Linked DNA regions of Homo sapiens: region 2 is linked to region 1. The links are chromatin contacts, found by Hi-C or POLR2A ChIA-PET in ENCODE. All regions are on one chromosome and are shown on one strand. The core of a region is the stretch at or near the end of the contact, and the rest is flanking DNA. Distances in the headings are between cores, read along the strand shown. Region 1 holds the start of MX1 (MX dynamin like GTPase 1). Region 2 overlaps TMPRSS2 (transmembrane serine protease 2).

Region 1 (5,017 bases), core at 1,337-3,836:
TCACTAGGTAGCATTAAGCCCATATTAAGTTTCTTTCTTTAGAAACAATAAACATACGTGTTTCTCACTTTCGCTCATAGTAAAGGGGTTTTTCTTCAAAGTGGTAAGCATGTGTGTGGTAGACTAAGGGGATGAGGGAACACTTGCTGTGGCCCAATGCCACCAGAGACCCCAGTGAATAAGGACCCAGTGGCACGCACACCTGTGGAGGATCGCAAAAGCGACAAGGGACTAGCAATGTCTGAAGCGTTTTCGGAATCTTGGCAGTGAGATTTCTGAAAGCTTATTCCTGACTTTGGCAGCTGGGCAGCCGAGGACGAGGTCCCTGGAGGAACAGATTTCCCTCCACCACCCAGCACTAGAGCGGGACTTCTGGACTCCCTGGAGTGGCTGTCAGTGGGCTGGCCTCCAGAGCCTCCACTGTGGGTCCTTACCCTATCACTCCCTTTAATCATTGTACTGTGAATGTCTGCTCAATTGTGTGTGTGAATCTCTCACAATAAATCCTGAATTTGAGAATCACTCATTGCCTGCTGGGTCACCCTGAAACCTTTTGGGAAAGTGAAAGTTAGCGCACAGGTGCAGGAAACCTGGTTAACATAACAACTAAAATGAACCTGACTGGGTGCAGTGGCTCGTGCCTGTAATCCCAGTACTTTGGGAAGCCAAGGCGGGTGGATCATTTGAGGCCAGGAGTTTGAAACCAGCCTGGCCAATATGGTGAAATGCTGTCTCTACTAAACACATACAAATTAGCCAGGTGTGGTGATGTGTGCCTGTAATCCCAGCTACTCAGGAGACTGAGGCACCAGAATCGCTTGAACCTGGGAGGCGGGGGTTGCAGTGAGCTGAGATGGCGCCACTGCACTCCAGCCTGGGCGACAGAGTGAGACCTTGTCTCAAAAAAAAGAAAGAAAGAAAAGAAAGAACCCAACGGCCCACTTCATTTCTGCCTTACCTTGGAATGGTGGCTGGATGGCGGCGTTCTTCACTCCAGATTTCAGGGAGTGGGAGTCTTCCTGTAGCCTCCGACCCAGAACCGATCTCCTCGCAGTGTGGCCACAGAATTCCTGCAGTGAGGGTAAAGGTGGCATCCAGGGTTGTCAGGGGGTTCTCTCCTTGTGGTGAAGCTTCCTCAGCTCAGACCCCATAGAGGAGCAGGGATGGGAGGTAGGATTCAGCCCCCTTCCTCTCCCAAAACTCCTAATAAGGACCACCTACTGCCTACGTTCTAGGAAATGCCTAAGATGGAAGAGGCTACACTTTCCCAACATAATCCAGTCTAGTTTTTTCTTTTTTTATAAGCTTTTAAGTTCTGGGGTACATGTGCAGAACGTGCAGGTTTGTTACATAGGTATACATGTGCCAATTCAGTCTAGTTTTAAAACTAACTCTTGCAGGACTGACATTCACCTTTTCTTCTGAAAGCGTTTTTCCCCCCAAACCCTGCTGGTATTTAAATTTGTTATGAATAAAAGAGAGAACATCTTGCCCTTTAGACCAAATGCACTGCTACCTACCAAAGCCCCTGAGCTGGGTGAGCAGGTGGGCGGCAAGGGCGCGAGGGAGGCGTGTCCACCGTGACACTGGGATTCCTGGCCGGCAACTGCGGTCCAAGGCTGAAAGATGACACAGCCATTTTAGGAGCCCTTTGGGACTGACACCGGTGGTGGAGGTAGAGGCGCGGTTAGCATCACTGGACTCTACTTCCCAGTAACAAACGTGATTTAAAATTTAACCAAATAACTTGGGCCATCCCAATTGCCCAGCTCGGCAGCACCTGCTGTGAGTGTTGGTGGGATGGGAGCGCAGGTCTCAGCTGTGCCCGGGCTCCTTCTGCCACCCCCGGGACTGTCCTGCCTCCCTTCGTCCACCGCACCCACTCCACGATCCCGGCCAACTACGATGGACCCCGAGGGTGCGTCAGCCCCACGCGCCGGGGAGGCCCCAGGCATGGCATCCACTGGGGCGGTGGGGGGGAACAGCGGGCAGGGGTCTTCCCGCGCATGCCCCATCTCGGCCCAGCTCGGAACCCCCTTTATTCAGCAGGATCGGCGAGAACTCCTTGAACCTTCCCTCCCCAGCGACCTCCGCAGTCTGACTTGGGTTTGCTTTCGCGCGTTCCCAGGAAATAGAAGTCGACGGAAAGCAGTGGTCGGCGTTCGGGTGGGCTCGTGGCCCGCGCAGCCGTGGATCTGAAACTTTCCCGGCGCCCTTCCCCGCTTACTAGAGTCCCTCGGAGACCTCCCCCGAGCCCCGTCCCCCACCCCTTCCCAACCTCTCCTGCAGGAAGGCCGCGGGTTAGGGGGATGTTTCTGATGCGTCATCAGGAGCCTGGGCAGCCTGGTGGGAACCAGAATCAGGCGTGCTCCGAGCCCGCCCATCAGCGCCCTTGCTATGATTATGATTATTATTATTGTTAGTTACTAGCAGCCGAGAAGGTGCCCCCGTCGTGCCCGTGCTCCGGAGCGCTAGTCTCCGCCACGAACGCCGCTCTCCCAATGCCCTTCTCCGCGCTCCTAGCGCGGTTACTGGGCGCTGCCCCCAGAAGCGACACTCACCGGTCCCTGCGCAGTGCTGGAGTGCGGCCTCCGCTCTCGCTTCGCCTCTTTCACCCCGCGCCCAGCCCCGCCCCGCGCCGCGAAGAAATGAAACTCACAGACCCTGTGCTGAGGGCGGCTCCGGGCGCAGAAACGAAACCTAGCTCCTGGCCCCGCACCTGCAGCACTTGCCTCGCGGGAACTCGCGGGAGACGCAGGTTCTCGGGCCCGAACCCAGGCCTGCTGAATCAGATGCTCGTTTCATCAGGCCCGTCTGAGGATCAAGGTGCTCCGGAGGCTCCCTAATGGCCCGGAGTCATCCAAGCCTGCACGTATCCTTGAACCTAGGCATGTCCTTCCCCCCGTCGGTTTTGAAAACAGATGCATTGGTAATTGGGGGTCTTCAGTTCCCTCCCAGGGCTCACTGGGATGATCCCAGCACCAGCAGGGACTCCCAGGCATTGTGTGCCAATGGCTGCAGAGCCCCTCTTGTCCCGAACTCCGTCCAGCACTCCCACCCCTAACCAGGCACACCCATACCATCTTCCTCCTTTCCCGTTTCCCCTTGCCCACTTCTAGGCCTCCCTGGAGTCTGGCTCATCTGGCCTCTCCAGGGTGGAAACGGGTGTGTGGAAGGAAAATAAAATAAAATAAATAAAATAGTAATAATAAAGCTTAAAATAATAAACATAACATAGGTAATAGTTGTCAGGCCAGGCCATCGCATCCCAGGCCAGGCCATCGCATCCCCTGTGACTTGCAGGTATACATCCAGATGGCCTAAAGTAACTGAAGATCCACAAAAGAAGTAAAAACAGCCTTAACTGATGACATTCCACCATTGTGATTTGTTCCTGCCCCACCCTAACTGATCAATGTACTTTGTAATCTTCCCCACCCTTAAGAAGGTTATTTGTAATTCTCCCCACCCTTGAGAATGTACTTTGTGAGATTCACCCCTGCCCACCAGAGAACAACCCCCTTTGACTGTAATTTTCCATTACCTTCCCAAATCCTATAAAACGGCCCCACCCCTATCTCCCTTCGCTGACTCTCTTTTCGGACTCAGCCCGCCTGCACCCAGGTGAAATACACAGCCATGTTGCTCACACAAAGCCTGTTTGGTGGTCTCTTCACATGGACGCACATGAAAACAGTTAACATTTAGTATAAGCTATTTAGAAGTAACACATAGGCTAAAATTTTAAGCAGCCCCTCCCAGCATTGTAACAAGTTGCAGATGCAAGCTTATCTCAAAAGCTTATCACCTGCCTCGGGACCCCAGCCTCCAACCCTAGTCCAGCTTGGAGGATGACTAGTCAATATAACTGAATTGCCAGTTTCCTCAGAATTGTCACGGGTTAAGTAATTTACTGTCTTTGTCTGAAACCTGTATCCTACCTTGTTTTTCCCATCTCAAACGACATATAAGCTAGCTGCTTTCTTTGTTGGGGTTGGCAGCCATTTTGGGCATGAGCCTGCTGTTGGCCCGAATTAAAAGTTCTGTTTTGGTCTCCAAAGGTCTCTTTGTCTTCCTTGGCTAGAGTTTTACTGCAAAGGTGAAAGGGGTTGGGGAGGGCTGAGTCAAGCAGACCCATGGGTGGTCCTCCCTTTGGGAGCTCCCATTCTCGGCTAACTGGCTGTGAGTGGGAGATGGCATTTCCCTTTGGGAGCGGTTGGCACCCCACCTCCATTCTCCTTAGCTCAGCTCACAGTCCCTTACAAGCCCCCGCTAAAGACTTCCATGATTAGGAAGGGTCACCCCCAACCAACCTCAAGGCCCAGAACCTGCCCCAGCTTTAGGTCCTGGGGTCAGGGGAAACCTGGATGGAATCAAATTCAATACTGCTGCACCTACAAGAGGGGGAGGAGCCCCCCAGCCAGCTCCCTGTGCTGAAATCTATTTTGCTTTGCAGGATCCACTCCTAGGGCTGGGCAACCCCATCCAAGGGGTTCTTCATCCAAGGGGTTCATCCAAGGGGAACACAAGTTCTCCCAGGAATTAGCAATGACCTCACTTTAACACACACACACACACACACACACACACACACACACTCAACCCCTCTGGGCCTTTTACTTCCTAGTCAAGAACCCAGGCAACAGCACATCCTGGGGGACTGTGAGCAGGCTGGGCTGATGCTTTCTGAAGCAGGAACAGTGCCTTGGGAACGCAGGGTAGGTGTGAGCAGAGCTGGCACTCATGTGAACAGAGACTTCACTCTGGGTGATGCTGCTGCTGTTTCCAACAGCGGGAGGCTTCCCTAAGGGCCCTTGTTCACGAACAAAATCAGAAAGAGCTGCAGGCAACTGATAACCAGATAGAGGCACAACCTCAGCCAGGGCAGGACTCGGAAGGGCAGTGAGGCGCCCTGCCCAGGAAACACAGCACACACAGCTCACTCCCAGTTGGTGCAATGCCTCCTTAAGTTTTAACGCCCTAGGCACTTCCCTTGTCCACCGCAGTCCTTCCCTGG
Region 2 (5,017 bases), core at 1,741-4,240, 40 kb before region 1:
CCATTGCTGTGGTTCCTTGAGACAGGAAGCCAGCTCATAGCAGAGTGCGGGCGTGGATGTGAAGAGATGAGGGTACACTAGGGCTAGAGCCACCAGACTTACTGATGGGTTGCATGTCTGTGGGAGAGAGAGTGAGAAGTCAGGGACGATGGCTTTCCACTCTGTGGCTGAAGCCCCAGGGTGGCGGGTGGTGCCATTTTTCAAGCCAGGAAATATTGGTTGGTGAGAATTTGGGGTGGGAGAAGGTGTGACGGAGGGTTCTGGTTTTGCACACTAAGCCCACGGTGCCCAGAAGATGCCCGAGGGGAGGCAGCAAAGCGAGAGTGGGAAATGCAGAGGTGGCAAGTGCAGGCCGTGTCTTGAGAAGCTCTAATGTGCAGGGGAGCCGAGAAGCAGGCGGCCTAGGGAGGGTCACGTGTGCTCCAGAAGAGTGTGTGCATGCCAGAGGGGAAACAGGCGCCTGTGTGTCCTGGGTGGGGTTCAGTGAGGAGTGGGAAATTGGTTCAGCAGAACCAAGCCGTTGGGTGAATAAGAGGGGGATTCCATGGCACTGATAGAGCCCTATAGTTTCAGAGCTGGGAATTTCTTTCCCTGAAGCTGAACTCCAGAGCTGCATTCAGCACAGGCACCGCCAGTTGTAAGGAGAATCCAGGTTTCCCAGGAGAGGGGTTGGTGCTGGGATGAGCTGACCGGGGCAGGGCTGGAAAATAGGGCTGTGACCATCTGTGTAGTGCGTGTGGAGGTCTCAGGGAGGGAAGTGTGCTCTCCCTGCGAGAGCTGCAGGCAACACTGGGAGCTCAACAAGTCTCCCTGTCCTTAGGGAAGACCTCAGAAGTGCTGAACGCTGCCAAGGTGCTTCTCATTGAGACACAGAGATGCAACAGCAGATATGTCTATGACAACCTGATCACACCAGCCATGATCTGTGCCGGCTTCCTGCAGGGGAACGTCGATTCTTGCCAGGTAATTCAACATTTTTATTCTACCTTTGGTCCTTACCAGATCCTACTGAACCCCCCATGAGAGAGAGGGCATTCTTGGGGTCAGCAGAGCCTCCTCAGTGACACGGAGCCAGCTCGGGGCAGTCATGGGAAGTGACGGCCACAAACAGTGCGAACGCTTCTGGTGGCAGAAGGAAGTACAGTCAACAAATCACACACACCCTCTGAAAAACCGGTATTTGGTAAAAGTGCCAGTGGAACAGAAACAAGTATTTAGACTATTTTAAATTATGAACGGCAATTTATTTAGTAACTTTTAGCTTGAACAGATTAAAATTCAGGATGGGGGCTATCTCTTTGGGGGTTACATCTCTGTTACCATCACCCCTTGATGGTGGAGATTCGAAGCCCACACAGTCACTCGTAACTCACACTGCGACCCCCGCCCCCCAACTCCTCTAGGCCTGGTCAGTGGTGTGCGGCAGATTGTGACTTGATTTTCTGCTCTCTGTACCTTGCTGTGTCCCACAGGGTGACAGTGGAGGGCCTCTGGTCACTTCGAAGAACAATATCTGGTGGCTGATAGGGGATACAAGCTGGGGTTCTGGCTGTGCCAAAGCTTACAGACCAGGAGTGTACGGGAATGTGATGGTATTCACGGACTGGATTTATCGACAAATGAGGGTAACTATCCTGTCCTCCTTCTGACTGTGTTCTCCGATTCCTCGAGCCAAAGCCAGACATCTGTTAGGCGTGGTTCTGCTGCTGGAAGCTGACTGGTGACCACTGGTCAGCATGAAGCAAACTCTGCTTCCTCCAGCCACAGCCCCATCCCCCCAGTGTCCACCCATTGCCCATTGCCTCTCACTGGCTTCACTTGCATATTTCCCCTGGTGTTTGGATGAAAAGCGCTGGGGCTCAGCTTGTGTGAAATTCCTTGGTGCTCTGCCAACCACACTTCGTTCTGGCTCAGCTGACTCAGCTGTTCCACCCAGGCCACCTCACATCAAACTTTTTTTTTTTTTTTTTGAGATGGAGTCTCACTGTGTCGCCCAGGCTGGAGTGCAGTGGCACAATCTCGACTCACTGCAACCTTTGCCTCCTGGGTTCAAGTGATTCTCCTGCCTCAGCCTCCCAAGTAGCTGGGACTACAGGCATGCGCCACCACGCCCAGCTACTTTTTGTATTTTTAGTAGAGATGGGGTTTCTCCATGTTGGCCAGGCTGGTCTCGAAGCCCTGACCTCAGGTGATTCACCCACCTCAGCCTCCCACAGTGCTGGGATTACAAGTGTGAACCACGGTGCCCGGCCTCACATGAAACTTTTGATTTATAGAGAGCAGAGGGAAGAGCCGGCTGTGCCCATCCTTTTCTGGGGCCATCGAGTGGCTCCTGGGCAGCCCCCAAGGTTAGGAAGGGCAGGAGCAGCCAGGGTTCTCTGATGCCCCAGACTCAAGCACGAGGGAAGGTCTCAGGGGTTCCATGTGAGCCTCATGGATGTCTCTGCTTAGCAGAGCCCTGGCTTTGGGCATTGTCCAGATAGGGGGTGAGAACCAGATCTTCTCATCTCCAGGACCTCAGACGTATAGTTTTCTCAGATTTCTGTGCTTTCTGGGGCTGGGCTACTAGTGGAAGAAAGCAGTCTATTCTGTCTTCTCCCAAATCTCCCAGATGCCCAGTCTGTTGAAGGAGGAGCAGAACCAGGGGGCCTTTCCCGCTGAGGCCCGACCTGTGTCTCCTTCAAATGACACGCGGGACTCAGGGCCTTCCCATGACCATGGGGCCCAGGGGGCGTCACCTGGCCCAGGGCCCAGTGCTAGAAACAGATGACCCCAGGAGGAGGAGGCAGGGCAGGAGGGAAGCTGGCAGGGCTGGGATGGTCAGCCAGGCTGAGGGGCGGACTCGCACCAGGATGGAGCTAGGAAATGATCCAGGTGTGTTTGGCGGCTGCAGGTGGGTCCGCATGGCTGTGCAGGGAGGGAAGGGCTGCGTGGCAGGAGAGCAGCCGGGGGAGGCCCAGACTCTGCTGAAGAGATGCCTGTTGTGCCGGCCTCCACATCCGCTGCCCGCTCCTTCCGGAGCTCCTGCCCCGCCATGCTCAGCCTGACTCTGACCAACACGTTGGAGAGAAGAATGATCCCTTTGTGCTATTAAGCTTGCTTATTTGGTTTCTAAGTGCTTCATGCGAACCTAGAGGAAAAAATTATTTTCCACCTTTGTTTGTCTTAAGAAAATAACACACTTTTTTTTTTCCTATTTGAACAGGCAGACGGCTAATCCACATGGTCTTCGTCCTTGACGTCGTTTTACAAGAAAACAATGGGGCTGGTTTTGCTTCCCCGTGCATGATTTACTCTTAGAGATGATTCAGAGGTCACTTCATTTTTATTAAACAGTGAACTTGTCTGGCTTTGGCACTCTCTGCCATTCTGTGCAGGCTGCAGTGGCTCCCCTGCCCAGCCTGCTCTCCCTAACCCCTTGTCCGCAAGGGGTGATGGCCGGCTGGTTGTGGGCACTGGCGGTCAAGTGTGGAGGAGAGGGGTGGAGGCTGCCCCATTGAGATCTTCCTGCTGAGTCCTTTCCAGGGGCCAATTTTGGATGAGCATGGAGCTGTCACCTCTCAGCTGCTGGATGACTTGAGATGAAAAAGGAGAGACATGGAAAGGGAGACAGCCAGGTGGCACCTGCAGCGGCTGCCCTCTGGGGCCACTTGGTAGTGTCCCCAGCCTACCTCTCCACAAGGGGATTTTGCTGATGGGTTCTTAGAGCCTTAGCAGCCCTGGATGGTGGCCAGAAATAAAGGGACCAGCCCTTCATGGGTGGTGACGTGGTAGTCACTTGTAAGGGGAACAGAAACATTTTTGTTCTTATGGGGTGAGAATATAGACAGTGCCCTTGGTGCGAGGGAAGCAATTGAAAAGGAACTTGCCCTGAGCACTCCTGGTGCAGGTCTCCACCTGCACATTGGGTGGGGCTCCTGGGAGGGAGACTCAGCCTTCCTCCTCATCCTCCCTGACCCTGCTCCTAGCACCCTGGAGAGTGCACATGCCCCTTGGTCCTGGCAGGGCGCCAAGTCTGGCACCATGTTGGCCTCTTCAGGCCTGCTAGTCACTGGAAATTGAGGTCCATGGGGGAAATCAAGGATGCTCAGTTTAAGGTACACTGTTTCCATGTTATGTTTCTACACATTGCTACCTCAGTGCTCCTGGAAACTTAGCTTTTGATGTCTCCAAGTAGTCCACCTTCATTTAACTCTTTGAAACTGTATCATCTTTGCCAAGTAAGAGTGGTGGCCTATTTCAGCTGCTTTGACAAAATGACTGGCTCCTGACTTAACGTTCTATAAATGAATGTGCTGAAGCAAAGTGCCCATGGTGGCGGCGAAGAAGAGAAAGATGTGTTTTGTTTTGGACTCTCTGTGGTCCCTTCCAATGCTGTGGGTTTCCAACCAGGGGAAGGGTCCCTTTTGCATTGCCAAGTGCCATAACCATGAGCACTACTCTACCATGGTTCTGCCTCCTGGCCAAGCAGGCTGGTTTGCAAGAATGAAATGAATGATTCTACAGCTAGGACTTAACCTTGAAATGGAAAGTCATGCAATCCCATTTGCAGGATCTGTCTGTGCACATGCCTCTGTAGAGAGCAGCATTCCCAGGGACCTTGGAAACAGTTGGCACTGTAAGGTGCTTGCTCCCCAAGACACATCCTAAAAGGTGTTGTAATGGTGAAAACGTCTTCCTTCTTTATTGCCCCTTCTTATTTATGTGAACAACTGTTTGTCTTTTTTTGTATCTTTTTTAAACTGTAAAGTTCAATTGTGAAAATGAATATCATGCAAATAAATTATGCAATTTTTTTTTCAAAGTAACTACTGCATCTTTGAAGTTCTGCCTGGTGAGTAGGACCAGCCTCCATTTCCTTATAAGGGGGTGATGTTGAGGCTGCTGGTCAGAGGACCAAAGGTGAGGCAAGGCCAGACTTGGTGCTCCTGTGGTTGGTGCCCTCAGTTCCTGCAGCCTGTCCTGTTGGAGAGGTCCCTCAAATGACTCCTTCTTATTATTCTATTAGTCTGTTTCC

The links. Hi-C counts contacts between places; a loop is a spot of excess contacts on that map. ChIA-PET counts read pairs that join two places held with the same protein, here RNA polymerase II (POLR2A). Pooled maps may share reads with other maps.
Region 2: a map of chondrocyte shows a loop between it and region 1 (2.4-fold over the local background). The contact joins the enhancer-like site here to the promoter of MX1 in region 1. A Hi-C loop is called at or near these places in 4 of 168 maps with a recorded cell type or tissue (HepG2, PC-3, PC-9 and 1 more) and 7 of 50 pooled maps. POLR2A ChIA-PET finds 5 or more read pairs at or near these places in 6 of 52 experiments (MCF 10A, activated CD4-positive, alpha-beta memory T cell, activated CD8-positive, alpha-beta T cell and 2 more).

The regions. Positions count from the first base shown.
Region 1 is chr21:41,423,808-41,428,824 of GRCh38, reverse strand. It overlaps MX1 (MX dynamin like GTPase 1), which reads right to left and starts at 2,586. Exons shown (of 17, transcript NM_002462.5): 1 at 2,562-2,586; 2 at 1,521-1,619; 3 at 959-1,070. RefSeq lists an enhancer at 2,480-2,919.
Region 2 is chr21:41,464,342-41,469,358 of GRCh38, reverse strand. TMPRSS2 (transmembrane serine protease 2) reads left to right here. Exons shown (of 14, transcript NM_005656.4): 12 at 821-963; 13 at 1,473-1,625; 14 at 3,206-5,017. The coding sequence ends at 3,217. Among named protein-coding and RNA genes, the nearest start is that of MX1, 41 kb to the right of the region's middle. Within about 2 kb of position 2,990, at least 4 of the 41 ENCODE cell types and tissues checked have a DNase peak (open chromatin) inside an H3K27ac peak, as active enhancers do.